Regions from separate parts of the Homo sapiens genome. Here region 2 is linked to region 1. A link is a contact called in ENCODE Hi-C data. All regions are on one chromosome and are shown on one strand. The core of a region is the stretch at or near the end of the contact, and the rest is flanking DNA. Distances in the headings are between cores, read along the strand shown.

Region 1 (6,621 bases), core at 3,324-5,823:
TATTTCTTTAGGTAACATAGTATCTGATTTTTTTCTATATTGATAGACAATCTTTACTCTCTCTTCAGTTCACATTTGTCATTTCTTAATTTCATTTATATCTAGAATTTGATTTCAGTGCTTGCTGCTTTCTTCCAATGACCTGTGTATTCCGTTGTTTCAATACTATATTTTATACAAAGTTTCTATGAGATTGCAGGAAGAAGAGGGTAGTTATTAACTGCCATGTTTCTGAAGTTGAAATCCAGTCATTTGCATTTCTTAAACAAATGTTCTTATTATTTCTAATTGCAAAGCAAAGGAGATTTTAAAGGAAGGACCTAGAAATCAGCTGTGTTACGGGGAGAGGAGTATCTTGTTCTTGAAAATTATTTGCCCCTAGAATGTCATTTGATAATGTATTTTGAGTAGAAGAATCATATGCCACTGATGTTGGTATAACTGTTCTTGTCTTTAGGTAAATCCTTTTAGGTAAATTCTATGTTTCTCCACTCAGCAGCCGTGTACAGTCATTAGGTTTACAGGGATACCCCTGTGTTTTTCACAGAAACCATTTCAATATAGTCTTGTGTTTTCTGTGTCTCATTTATGTGTGTCTATGCATGTATTCTTTTCCTGTTTCTCTTACATAAAACTATCTTGAATATGAATAAAAAGCCCCAAGATTTTTCACACCCTTGATTTTTTTCCTTAAAAAAATGGCAAACTCATGGATGACAAACTCTAACTGCTCCTACAAAACTTAGATTGTTACCTGGTGAATGAAAAAATAAGTGCTGGCCCTTTTCTAAGTGTTCTTTGTTTTTGTGATTATTTTTTGAGACGGAGTCTTGTTCTGTTGCCCAGGCTGAAGTGCAGTGGTGCAATCTCGGCTCACTGCAACTTCCGCCTCCCGGGTTCAAGTGATTCTCTGGCCTCAGCCCCTGAGTAGCTGGGACTACAGGTGCATGCCACCACACCTGGCTAATTTTTGTATTTTTAGTAGAGATAGGGTTTCTCCATGTCAGCCAGGCTGGTCTTGAACTCCTGACCTCAGGTGATCACCTGCCTCAGTCTCCCAAAGTGCTGGGATAACTGGCATGAGCCACTGTGCCCAGCCACACTAAGTGTTCTTGAAGTTGAATCACCACCTAACTACCATGAAAACCTGGGGCTTGAAGAGAAATTTATTAGAATTTAACAAAATAATGTGCATATGAAAAATCTCCATCTTAGGGACATCTTTAATTTTGTCCTTTATGGTCACTTAGATCTCATTTACATGTGTAACAGTTAGATGCATTAGAGCCTGTAATAAAACTTTAAGCCAGTGTTTTTGTCTGTTATTCTTTATTTCTTTCTTTATTTTTACTATTTGTTTCTAATGAGAAAATGTGTTAAAGAAGTTAAAATGCACCATCCTGGTATTCGCAAGTGATATTATCACTAAGTTATCTATGATTTGTGATCTGGGTGTTGCTTCTGTTGTAGTTGTTGTTTAAAGGTAAGAGAAGCTACAAAACTTATCTTGATTTTAAGGAAAATTTACCCACCTGCCCACTACACTATTCAAATCTTTCAATTTTAAATAATAGAAAACAAAAAAAGGAACAGGAGTAAAGTGTTCCTGGTTCCGTTACCTCCTTCTTTCCCAAATGCTCACATTGTACATAGCTTCAGTACAGTTATCCAAACCAGGATAATAGTTTCCTGACTGTAATAGTTGCCTAAAGCTGCCTTACTAGGTCTTGCAAAAATCCACATATAATTATCTTAGGACTCAGCAATTCTACCTTTAGTATTTACCCCAAAATAATAAAAACTTATAAGTACACAGATGCTTAATAATGGATGTTCACAGAAGTCATATTCATAATAGCTGAAACCTGGAAATAACCCAAAAGTACCTCAATAGGTGACCTTGAAAAATTGTGGTATATTCATCAGTGGAATTGTATTCAAAATAAATAGGAGTAAACTACTGATATTTACAACAGAGAGGAAGCATGAAGTATGATGTGTGAATGGAATTCATTTTTCAGTGTGATCCTCCGATAATGTCTTCCTTATGTTGCCAGATATTCTCATGATAGGAAAACTGGTACACTTTAAAGGATACTGACATTATAGAGGTAGAATTGCATTTTTTCACGTTATTCTTCTCTAGTGTTTATATATAACTCCTACTTTCAGAGCAAGGCCAATATTAAATATAGTGTTGCTCTACGTTCATTACCATGACACAGTACCCTACATCTGTGTTTAACTACCTTTTCTCCTTTTGAGAGTAGCAATTTGGGTAGTTGCACTGCCAGCCAAATGGCTATTACCTCCGCCTACTTTGAAAAAAAAAAAGCAAACAAACAGGAAAAACAGACTATAAGAAAAACAGACTATAAATAGAAGTATGTATCAATGTTATAAAAAGTGCAATGGAGCTGGCATTCTCTAGGGTTGTGAACAAATGCTTGATTTATATAAAAATACGATCCTCTAGATAGTTTCCAACTTATTATGCAAAACTCCAATTAGTTGTTCTTTTCCTTCTTCGGTGTTGCTTCAGGTTTCTGCTTCCTATTCTATCTCGTTTATGCCTGCTGCTTCCTGAGGCTATTCCTTTTCCACCTTCCTGATCCATAATCATGATCTCAGGTATCATCATCGTCTGCTACACTCTTACCCCAAGTCAGCTATGAAAGAGCTGGATTACCATTGTGTAGAAAAACATATTAACAAATACTTGTGAATGTTAAGCCATATCTAGTTTTCTCTACCTATGATAGGGGCTATTAAATTTCCATAGAGCCCTGTTCTGATCCCTAGAACCAAGCCTAATTTTAGGCGGGAGAGAACCAGTAGGCTGGAACTTACAAACTCACTGTGTGCTAATCTGCTAGCAAGCAGTATGACTGTTGTTTTTAGTGTTGCTGCTGGAACCTTATTGATGCTACTAAATAAAATCTTAGCCTCCTGATGCAGCTAATCAGCAAAAATTCTAAAGCCAACAGTCACTTGCAGTTGTTACTAGACCCACATTTGCCCACAGTAGTCCACAGCCATCTGTTATTGCTGTTGCTTGTGCTGCAAGGCTATGAAAAGCAGAACAAAAATCTTGCTTCTGTCTGTCTTCCTACTTCCTGTCAGAGCGACCACTTGTAGAAACTAACCAAGAGTTTCCCAGCAAATGGGAAATGTAGTGTGTACCTTTCTAGCCTCCTGAGTTACACAGGAAGCATAGGATAGAAATAAAGCTGAGAATCAAGAGGCAGCTAACCCATACAGTACATAACTGTGTCAGTCCAACAATTTCCTATATTTAGGTTCATTTTGATAGGAGTGTTTTTTCGTTTTCATTTTTCCTTACACAACATAGATCCTGGATATTATTTAGAAGATAGGCTGTTTATTGAGATGCTGTTGAGTAGGCAAAATACTAAACTCCGTAGGTCTAATCAATATAATAATCTGATACTAAATGCAATAAATAATCCCAGATACCTAACCTTGAGTGGGAAGGCTGAAACTGGCTTTTGCAATATATATGTATATTAATTTGGTCGTCCAAGGGATTTTCAGTTAGTCTGTATTTTCAGTTCTCTTTGTAAACTGGAATTATCTAGAATAATAATTTGAAACAAAACATTGAAAGCACCCATCAAATCTGCTGATGTCTAGGCTAATGTGTGAAGAATAATGTGTGTGTGTTTGTGTGTATATTAAAGAGAGAGAGAGAGACCAACAAGAAAAGCAAAGGACCTATAATTGATAATATATTCAAACTCTAATCGAGATAATAAATAAAAGAAGTTTATATTACAGCTAAGATACAGTTTAGCTAGAATATCAGGTCATTGTTTCTTTCATGTTAATTTTGGGAAGCTGTCAGTGAGAAGTAGTGATCAAACCCTGCTCAATAATCAGGTAATCCCAGTGCAACAGTAGCAGAGAATGTGGTCAAGCAGTTTCATCTTGTTTCTATAACCAAATCTCTGCTTTACTGGGATTGAGATTGTTAGAATCTGCTAGCAGGCTATTTTCAGTCTTTTCCAAATTATTCTTTCTTCTGAGGGAAAAAAAGCCTATTTTATAAAATCCTTAATGTCATAACCATTGTGGTCATATAAGCGTTGCTTCAACTATTTTATCAGTTTCCTCCAAAATGATACCTAAGATTTTAATGCATCCTTTATTATTCATAAAGACTTGAACCTGTTAGGTTATTTGCTTGTCAGTTTAGTAAACATAAATATAATGTGGAAATTAGACATCAAAATTTGCACTGGCCTTAGCAGTCATGAAATCTTTCCCAGTTAAACCTGAACAGGGCTTGATTAAACGAAAGTGAGGTTCGTTAGAACCAAGAAGGACAATTATCATTAGCTTCCAAGAAACTAACTTGGTTATTGTCTTCATTTCCAGGGAGTTTCCTGGTCTGGTTTTTGGACAGGATTTGATCTTCCGCTTATAGATAAAAGTTTGTTAGTCACTGAAAAGGAAGAACTGACGAGCGTGGAAAGATGGACAGGCTTATGAGATGTGAAAAGGGCAGGAGTTTGTGCAGAGGCAAACTGCTTCCAGTCCAAGAAAACAACAAAAGTCATATTTTGTCTCACTTCCTTTTTCTTCATCCCCTTGCTTCTTGTAGTATGACATTATTGGTTAAAAACACAGAAATCCAACGACCTAAATTTACATATTCTATAATGGTTTGTAAACTTAGAAAGTGAATTCTTCTCTCCGTGCATGAGAACTTTATAAAATGCAGACATCATAGCACCTACCTCATAGATTTTTTTATGAAAGTTAAGGCAAAATGTAAGCATTCTATAAATATCAACTCATTTCCTTTTTTGTCCTTTCTCTTTCACTTTGCTCAGCTGTTACTGTTTCCCTATCAATTTGTGCTCCCTGGTTTTACTCATTGCAGTTTTCTTCTTTTTCTTTCTCTGTTGTTCCTCCTCCTTCTTTCTGCTTCTCCTCATGTGGGTCTTCTAGTCAACAGTTTCCACTTTTCTATTTCCCTCTCCTTCTGCTTCTCTTCATGTCTTTGTCTCTGACCTTCTTGCTTCTCTTTAATTCTCATCTTTCTTTCTCCCCCCATGTGCTCTCTGTTCTCCACTCGCACAATAACTTGTCTCATTCGCCATGGCGGTACTTACTTTATCTTTAAAAGAACTTGGCAGTGTTATTTGTCTATCTTGTTTATTATCTCATTAATTTGCCTTCGTAAAACAAATGATGTGGGCCAGCTGTGGTGGCTCACGCCTGTAATCCCAGCACTTTGGGAGGCCGAGGGGGGCAGATCACGCGGTAAGGAGTTTGAGACCAGCCTGGCCAATATGGTGAAACCCAGTCTCTACTAAAAATACAAAAATTAGCTGGGTGTGGTGGCGCGTGCCTGTAGTCCCAGCTACTTGGGAGGCTGAGGCGCAAGAATTGCTTGAACCCAGGAGGCAGAGGTTACAGTGAGCCAAGATTGCGCCACTGCACTCCAACCTGGGCGACAGAGCGAGACTCCACCTCAAAACAAACAAACAAACAAAAAAACAGATGATTTGTTTCCTTGCCTGGTGATAAGGAAAAACAGAAAATTCAATATAGATATTGTAAGTGTGCAGTCTAATGATTATACAGAGCTAATCATTTAAGGATATGTTTCTTCTGAGCCTAGAACAGCCTCACAGGGCATTGATCACTTACGTCAGTGCCTGGGATCACCATTACCTACTTACCAAGAAAAAATTGGCTCCATCAAACCGTAGTTTCTGCTTTTTCCCAGAATGACTTTCCTGTTTATCTACATAATGAGAAGATTGAGGCCACAAACCTTAAACTACACCTCATTTAGTTCTGTTTATTTCTACTTTCATATCTTTCTTCCATTATCTTTTTCTTTCCTTTCATTTTAGAGAAAGTTTTCTTCACCCTTATTTCCAAGCTTTGTCTTGCCATATTTTTATATTCTTCTCATCCATTACTTTCTTGTCAGTCTTTCCTTTTCTTTTCATAATCCTCAAAAATCTCCCGTCTAGGATTCTTCCTTCAATTTTGAAATATACCAGCCTCTTAAAAGGTCACTTGGTTTTATTGTCTTTATCAATCATCAAGTTATCCTTTCATGAATAGTTATTCATACATGAATGGCCTCTACATGCTACTTCCACCTCCTCTCAGCATATTCTAACACTGCAATTTTATTTCTTCCATTTGTCCAGTGAATCACCAAGTCCAGTGATATTTTCTTAGGCCAGATCCTCCTGGACTTTCTACAATTTGATAATTTTTTTCTAGATTTCACTTCTTAAGAGAATATATTCAAGAAGTAAGAGGCACACAAAATGGAAGCTAAAATTGTTCTGCATTATGTAATTGTTTTTAGTTTGTAATATGGAAATAGGTAAAAGTCCTCTTCCCTTCATCTTTCAGACTAACCTCCTAGAAATAATCTTCTAGCATATTAATGTTAATTCCAATAACTATAGCAATTTAGTTTCTTTAGTTTCTAGTAATTCAGTTTTTTTAAAAAGCTGGAATAAACATCTTTTAAAATCTTTATTTGAGTCTTTATATTTATCATGTGTACAAATATATATGCTATTTTAAGTGTAATATATAATTTATAATATATAATATACATATTAT
Region 2 (6,721 bases), core at 1,355-3,854, 490 kb before region 1:
TGAGTGTTTTCTGTGTAACAGACACAAATACCTTATATGTGTCGACTCATTTAAACCAAATAATCTTATAAGGCAAATATTATTATTTTCCCATTTTAGAGATGAGGAACATGAGGCTGGCTGTGTGTAGTTAAGTAACTTCCTGAAAGTCTCAGAACTAAGGATGAAAGCAGGAATTGAATCAAGGTAATGTGTACTATAGCCTGTTATTGTCAAAGATCAGTAAGTGGTAGTAATTGGTTTCATAATTATCGTCACTACATAAAAGCTATTTAATCCCAACCAATTATATTTCCAGGGTTTTATCTCAATTATAATACTGCGAATGCATAATAAAGTATGTTCAATATGCTATTTGTAACACTGTATTGGCAAAATATACACAAAATTTAAATGCCTAGTGTTGGGGCTCAGAAACCAATACCACAAAATGTGACACTTTGACATGCTGAAATGAAGAAGGCTTAAGTTTTCTTTGACCTTCCTTCACCAATCCTCTCTTTCCCAAAGCACAGAATGAAGGTATTCTCTGAAGTTCCCTTATCTGCCTAAAGTCTCGACTTGCCAAAGAAGAAAACAGTTACCTCTGGTCTCTTCCCTGACTTTCCACAAACTGAACTCATATTGCAGAAAGAAAGACTGAAGTCTGTCAACACACACGGAGAGCTCTGCAGGCTTAACATACTTTGTCTCAGGCCACTGTATGTTCTTCAAACACATTGAATTCCCCTAAAAATCATTTTCTAACCCCCCAAATCACCCATACATCACCCATCTGCCTTTCCTCTAATAAGGAGGTACAACCCTCTGTACCTCATTGGGATATTGGCCAATCACTCTGTGATTCTCCCCCATGCCCGCTGATAAATTTGTATGCCATTTGTCCTGTTAATCTGCCTTTTGTGACTTGATTTTTCAGTGAAACTTCAGAGGGTAGAGGGGAAGTTTTCCCTTGGCCCCTACACTATGAACTGAGATAGACAAAATAAATTAGTATGTTTATAAAGTGGAATACCATATGGTCAGTAAAAACCGGTAGCTCTATGAGTACTGTGTGTTGATACACAGACACACACACACACACACACACACACACACACACACACACACACACGGGGGGGGATTCGAAAAGGTTATATGTTACATTTTCTGTTAAAAATTTAAAATAACTACATTACCTATATTCTTGTTGACAAAATTTGAGTGCCTGGAAAAATACATAAGAAACTGGTAACGTAATTGCCTTTGGGGAAAGCAACTGGGTGGCAGGGTGAAATGGAGATAATTTTTTATTGCACACATTTTGTACTTTTAATTTTTTTACCATGGTCATGTAATAACCTATTAAAAACATAATTTAATTAAGGAAAAAAATCTAATTTTGCATTATTATTGACCTTCCAGGGATTCATGTAATTTGAGAAATTGAATGAAAACAATTTTACATGCATGAAATTCAGCTTTCTTACTCTATACATCCTGAGTGATTTGCCTTTTTCAGTAACAGAATCCTTTGCTATACCAGCTTGTTAAATGAATGCCAAATCAAGAGTAAAATTTCCATCTGTATTCCATAGTGTTTTAGCCATGCTGCAAAAGCAAAACCTGTAGGTAAAACAAAGAAAATTATCACCTTGAAGCTAGGTAACAGGTAACCCAGAAGTCCGGCCAAGCATAAAATTACAGCCACAAACAGCCCTGCAGAGAACATCTCAGGACGGCGGCTGCTGGGTTTTTGTTGTTGTTTTCATCTTTCTTGGCCAAAGGAAGCAGGTGTTAAGAGAGCTCAACCACAGCTCCTGAACTCTGAGATTTACAGAGCTCTGTCACCTGGGGTAATACTGCCATTCTTCCAGGTTTTCTTCCTGTCCAAGAAATCTGACATGCTGTTTTTCATGGTATTTTCAAACTGGAAGATCGAGACAGAAACTTTGGTCGTCAGGAATGCAGAGATTGCCCAATGAAATGACAGAATTGATCATTAGGATGCTTGTTACTCAAAAAGCCCATTTTTTAAAGAAGGATGTATTAAAATTATTCCAGCATGCTAATGTGGCACACTCCTCTGCTGCCTAACGGCAGGTGTTGCTATTAGCAGAGGAAGCCTTGTTCTAAGAATTATTCTAGAGGGCCAGAAAGAACAGGTATTGCTCCACCCGAGTAAACGCTGACTCAACTCTGCAGGGCTGGCGCGCTCTTTCCTCACCTCACCCCTCCTGCCAGGCACAACTGAGATCCAGAAATAAGAGGATTAGCGAGAGAAGGGGAAATATGCAGGACGGTAGTGATGGGTATGCACAAAGGAGTGCCAAGCAGTTTTAACCGTTAATGTTCTTCGTCTATTGCTAGAGAAAATGTCTTTCCTTGGAGGAGGCATTGGCACGAGTTACTATAAACTCCCTCTGAATCTCAAGACTTCTGGGACGCCGATTCCGCTCCTGGCCTGGGGCAAGGCGTGGGAGCTTGGAAGCCAGCGCTGCGCTCCCCGTGGGAAGCGATCGTCTCCTCTGTCAACTCGCGCCTGGGCACTTAGCCCCTCCCGTTTCAGGGCGCCGCCTCCCCGGATGGCAAACACTATAAAGTGGCGGCGAATAAGGTTCCTCCTGCTGCTCTCGGTTTAGTCCAAGATCAGCGATATCACGCGTCCCCCGGAGCATCGCGTGCAGGAGCCATGGCGCGGGAGCTATACCACGAAGAGTTCGCCCGGGCGGGCAAGCAGGCGGGGCTGCAGGTCTGGAGGATTGAGAAGCTGGAGCTGGTGCCCGTGCCCCAGAGCGCTCACGGCGACTTCTACGTCGGGGATGCCTACCTGGTGCTGCACACGGCCAAGACGAGCCGAGGCTTCACCTACCACCTGCACTTCTGGCTCGGTAAGGGACGGCGGGCGGCGGGACCCCGACGCACCAAGGCCGGCGAGGGGAGGGCGTAGGGGTCTGAGATTTGCAGGCGTGGGAGTAAAGGGGACCGCAAACTGAGCTAGCCACTCGCGCCCCCACGGGGCTGCCCTTTGGGGCCGGCCACTTTCTCCCTACCGAAGTCAACTCGCCGGCTGCAAACGCGGGGCTCAGGCGTTGTCCGCAATTGACTTACCTCGCAGGCTTTGACCTTTGCCAGGTGTAGTTCCTGGACTTTGGAGCTGGTGACTGGCTTCTTCCCCTTTCACCGTCAAGTATCCAAACGCCACTCTTGTCCAGGGCCGCTGCCTCAGCGCACACCGTCTCTGGCCAAGCCCCGCTCACCTTCCGACAAACTCAGTCCTGCTTTCCCTGTCGGGATGGAGAGGAAGTCATAAAGTCTGGGGGCATCTGCCGCCGCTAGGAAGAAGTCCTTTTCTTTTTCTTCACACATTATTTTTATTTGTTGCTTTCGGGCACTGGCTTATTTTCTCTATGATTGCGGGAATTATTGTTCTGGGCTTCTTTAAAACAGGATTCTACCCGCACCATGCTGCTTGTGGGTCTGGTAGACAAAAACTCCGCTTCATTCGGAAGCTGGCGTCCTCAGATAGAAGTAAGAAAAAAATACAGATATTTTATATACAAATAAATAGCTCTATATGGGTATTTCATATATTTATGTAGACTGCTTTATTGTTATTATTTATTATTTATTTTAGCAAGGACACAAGATGGAACAGAAACGGCTCCTTCAGCAGTAGTAATTATTTTGAGCTGCGTTCGTGCCAGGCTGTCAGGACACTGGGCCTTGTGTGTTCTTTTTCCACCTTCTACTTTTACTCATAAACATCCTGAATGTCCAGCCTCTCCCCAGGAGGTCTTGTGCCAGTGGGCACACCCTGTCTAACAACATGCCGATTCTCTGAGCCTTTTTGCCTTCTTTTAAAACTAGCTAGCCTGCCCAGTACTCGTGTTTGTTTAGTTTTATCCCTGAGCTTAGGAGGAAAACACACAAAACCACACACACTTACACATTTTTGAGTCCCTGAAAGCCAACACTGTAATTTCCAACATTTGAAGATTTTAAGAAACAAAATAATAGAAAACATTGAGTAGTGACTGTCTAAACATTGGCAAACACCTGGAACAGGCATTTGAGAAATGAGAAATGAAAAATACGTAGATGAAGATAAGACTTTTAATTATAACATTTGGAGTCAAAAATTTGTGTTAGCTTGAGGAGGCAGAGAAGGCTCAGCCTGAGTTCTGAACACATTTTGGCTTCTTGATGCATTGCTGTTATTCCTATTATAATGTTGTAATACACAGTCATCTATTTGTATTTTCTGCCAGAAAAGACTGAAACTTTTATAACCCATGTTCAAGAATGAATGATGCCAGATAGAATAATGATGTCCTTACAGAGGACTTTCCATGCAGAACTTAAATCTAGCATGAATGAAAGTGTTTGAAATGCCACATTTGCCATTTGAGTAAATTAAAATGTGAAATAATGCCATATCTTACTGTAGACAGCAGTTAAGTTTGACTTTGTCAGATGACCGCAAGGGAGATTTGAACACAATTCTTTAATTCTATACATTTTTATCCAAGTTGTCCTCTTAACTACTATATTTTGTAGGGTTTACAGATTCACCTTATTCACTTAATTATCTACTTAATTATCCACTTGATGCCCATAAATTTCAAAAATATAATAGAAAATGGTTTGGGCAGAAACATTTATAATCTTAAAGACATGCTAAAACTGAAGTCAATAACATGTTAATAACAAGCAAATTCATTCAGTAATTATTCAATATGGCCAGTACTGTACAAGGCACTTGTGGATATGAATAATTAATGAAACTTCTCTAAAAGTTCATCACCTCAAAGGTGCAAAAAGACAAAAAGTGATATAACACAGGTAGAATGTGATAATTACTGTGAAAGCACAAAGTTTCTGTGGTTATTGGGAAACAGAAGCCTTTAGAGAAAAAAAAAATGAGAGTACTTGGAAGTGTTCTTGTGTCAAGAGAGAATTATGGAGAGAAAAAAAGCTTCAAGTAAAATAGTCAACAGGACTTTCAGATGGGATTGCCCAACAGCTCTTCCTACTTCAGTTCCCTAAGAAAACAGAATTTCATCCAAAATAGTGTAGTCTAAGACCTAAATTAGGATGAATCCATGAGGATTCATCAGAGAGACAGATTGAGAGAAAGTCACAGGAGAGAGAGCTGAACTTCCAGGGGAAAAGAACATTTGGTTAAAGGAAATCAGCCGGAAGAAAGAGAAACTAAAGTTAAACTGAGATGAAAAAAGGTGCATAGCATAGAAATGAAGAAACAGGCCAAATGGGAGGCAAAAAGGGGAAACAGGAAGAAGTTGGACCTAGAACAAGAGAGAACAGAGCAGGAGAGTCGTCTTTCTTGGTCTCTCCCTCAGTGTTTCCATAACACTTGGCATATCTCAGATTATTTTATTGTATTAACATTACATGCTTGAATGTATTAACATCATATGCTTAAATGTAATGAAAGTAAAAATTTATTGCAAAGAACTTAAATGTTATTGCATTAGCCCTTCTTTAAAAACATTTCAGCTTTGCACCTAGCAGTTTAAATGCATCCATTCACCTCTGTTTGTAGTTCCTTATAGCACCAAATCAATGGGTAGGTCTAGATAGTAAAACTGCTCCCTGTCACATCCCTAACCTAAGGTACAAACACTTATCCTCACTCTTTCTCTTTGCCAGTTTTAAACTTCACACAAATATATTTTAAAGCAGTATACATTTATGTTATAAGTGGGCTATACCAGGCCTTGTGCAATGCCCTGGGAATCCAAAGGATTGGATTACAATATACGATACAAAGAACTTATACGAAGGACTGGCTAGAAACTGGATCATTTACATTGCTGGAGCATGGGGGTGGGTACATGCAATGGTACAGCACTCTGGAAAAGAGTTTAGTAGTTTCTTACAAAACCAAATATACTACTACCATATGAGTCAGCAATTGCATTCATAGGTATTTATTCCAGAAAAATGAAGTTTTGTATTCACATGAAAACCTGTACCTGAATGTCCACAGCAGTTTTATTTGAATAAACAAACACTAGAATCAGCCCAGATGCTTTTCAACAGGTGACTGGTTAAACAAGTTGTACATCTGTACCAACTAATACTACTCAGCAATAAAAAGGAACAAACTATTGATACATACAACAACTTGGATGAAGCTCCAGGGAATCATGCTGAGTGAAAAACCCTAAGAGGCTTTATACTGTATGATCCCATTTATATAAAATTTTTGAAATGACAAAATTTTAGATTTGGCATTGCCGTTGGTTACAGATAGGGTGAAGAGGGGATGATGTGGGCAGGAGAAGAGTGTATTATAAAAGGGCAACTTGAAGGATGTTTTTGGTGGAACTATACAGCATCTTGATTGTGATAGCAGATGTATGAATTTACACATGTGATAAAATTTTATAGAACTAAATGCACACACACACGAGTACAAGTAAAACTGAGAAAATACGAATAAAATAGGTGGATTATATCAATGCCAATATCCTGGTTGTGGTGTTCAGTGCTATACTGTACTATACATTAATATGTTAAGCTATACTGTAATTTTACAAAGTTGCCACTACTGGGGGAAATTGGGTCTATTGATCTGTGTCTATCCTTCAATAGTACCAATCTGTTTTAATCACGTTAGCTATGTAGTAAACCTTAGTATCAGGTAGAGTGATTCCCCCCACTTTATGCTTGTTTGTCAAGATTATTTTAGCTATTCCAGGGCCTGCGCCTCACT

Evidence for each region. Hi-C counts contacts between places; a loop is a spot of excess contacts on that map. Pooled maps may share reads with other maps.
Region 2: a loop to region 1 is called in a map with no recorded cell type, with 8 times the contacts of the local background. The contact joins the promoter of SCIN here to the enhancer-like site in region 1. A Hi-C loop is called at or near these places in 6 of 37 single-sample maps with no recorded cell type and 4 of 50 pooled maps.

Annotation. Positions count from the first base shown.
Region 1 is chr7:13,053,083-13,059,703 of GRCh38, forward strand. The region is part of intron 2 of LOC105375158 (a long non-coding RNA gene); the gene reads left to right. Among named protein-coding and RNA genes, the nearest start is that of ARL4A, 370 kb to the left of the region's middle. RefSeq lists enhancers at 4,619-4,718, 4,849-4,908. Within about 2 kb of position 4,574, at least 3 of the 41 ENCODE cell types and tissues checked have a DNase peak (open chromatin) inside an H3K27ac peak, as active enhancers do.
Region 2 is chr7:12,568,116-12,574,836 of GRCh38, forward strand. It overlaps SCIN (scinderin), which reads left to right and starts at 2,605. Exons shown (of 16, transcript NM_001112706.3): 1 at 2,605-2,870. The coding sequence starts at 2,672. It overlaps LOC107986768, which reads right to left. Exons shown (of 3, transcript XR_007060635.1): 3 at 1-3,266.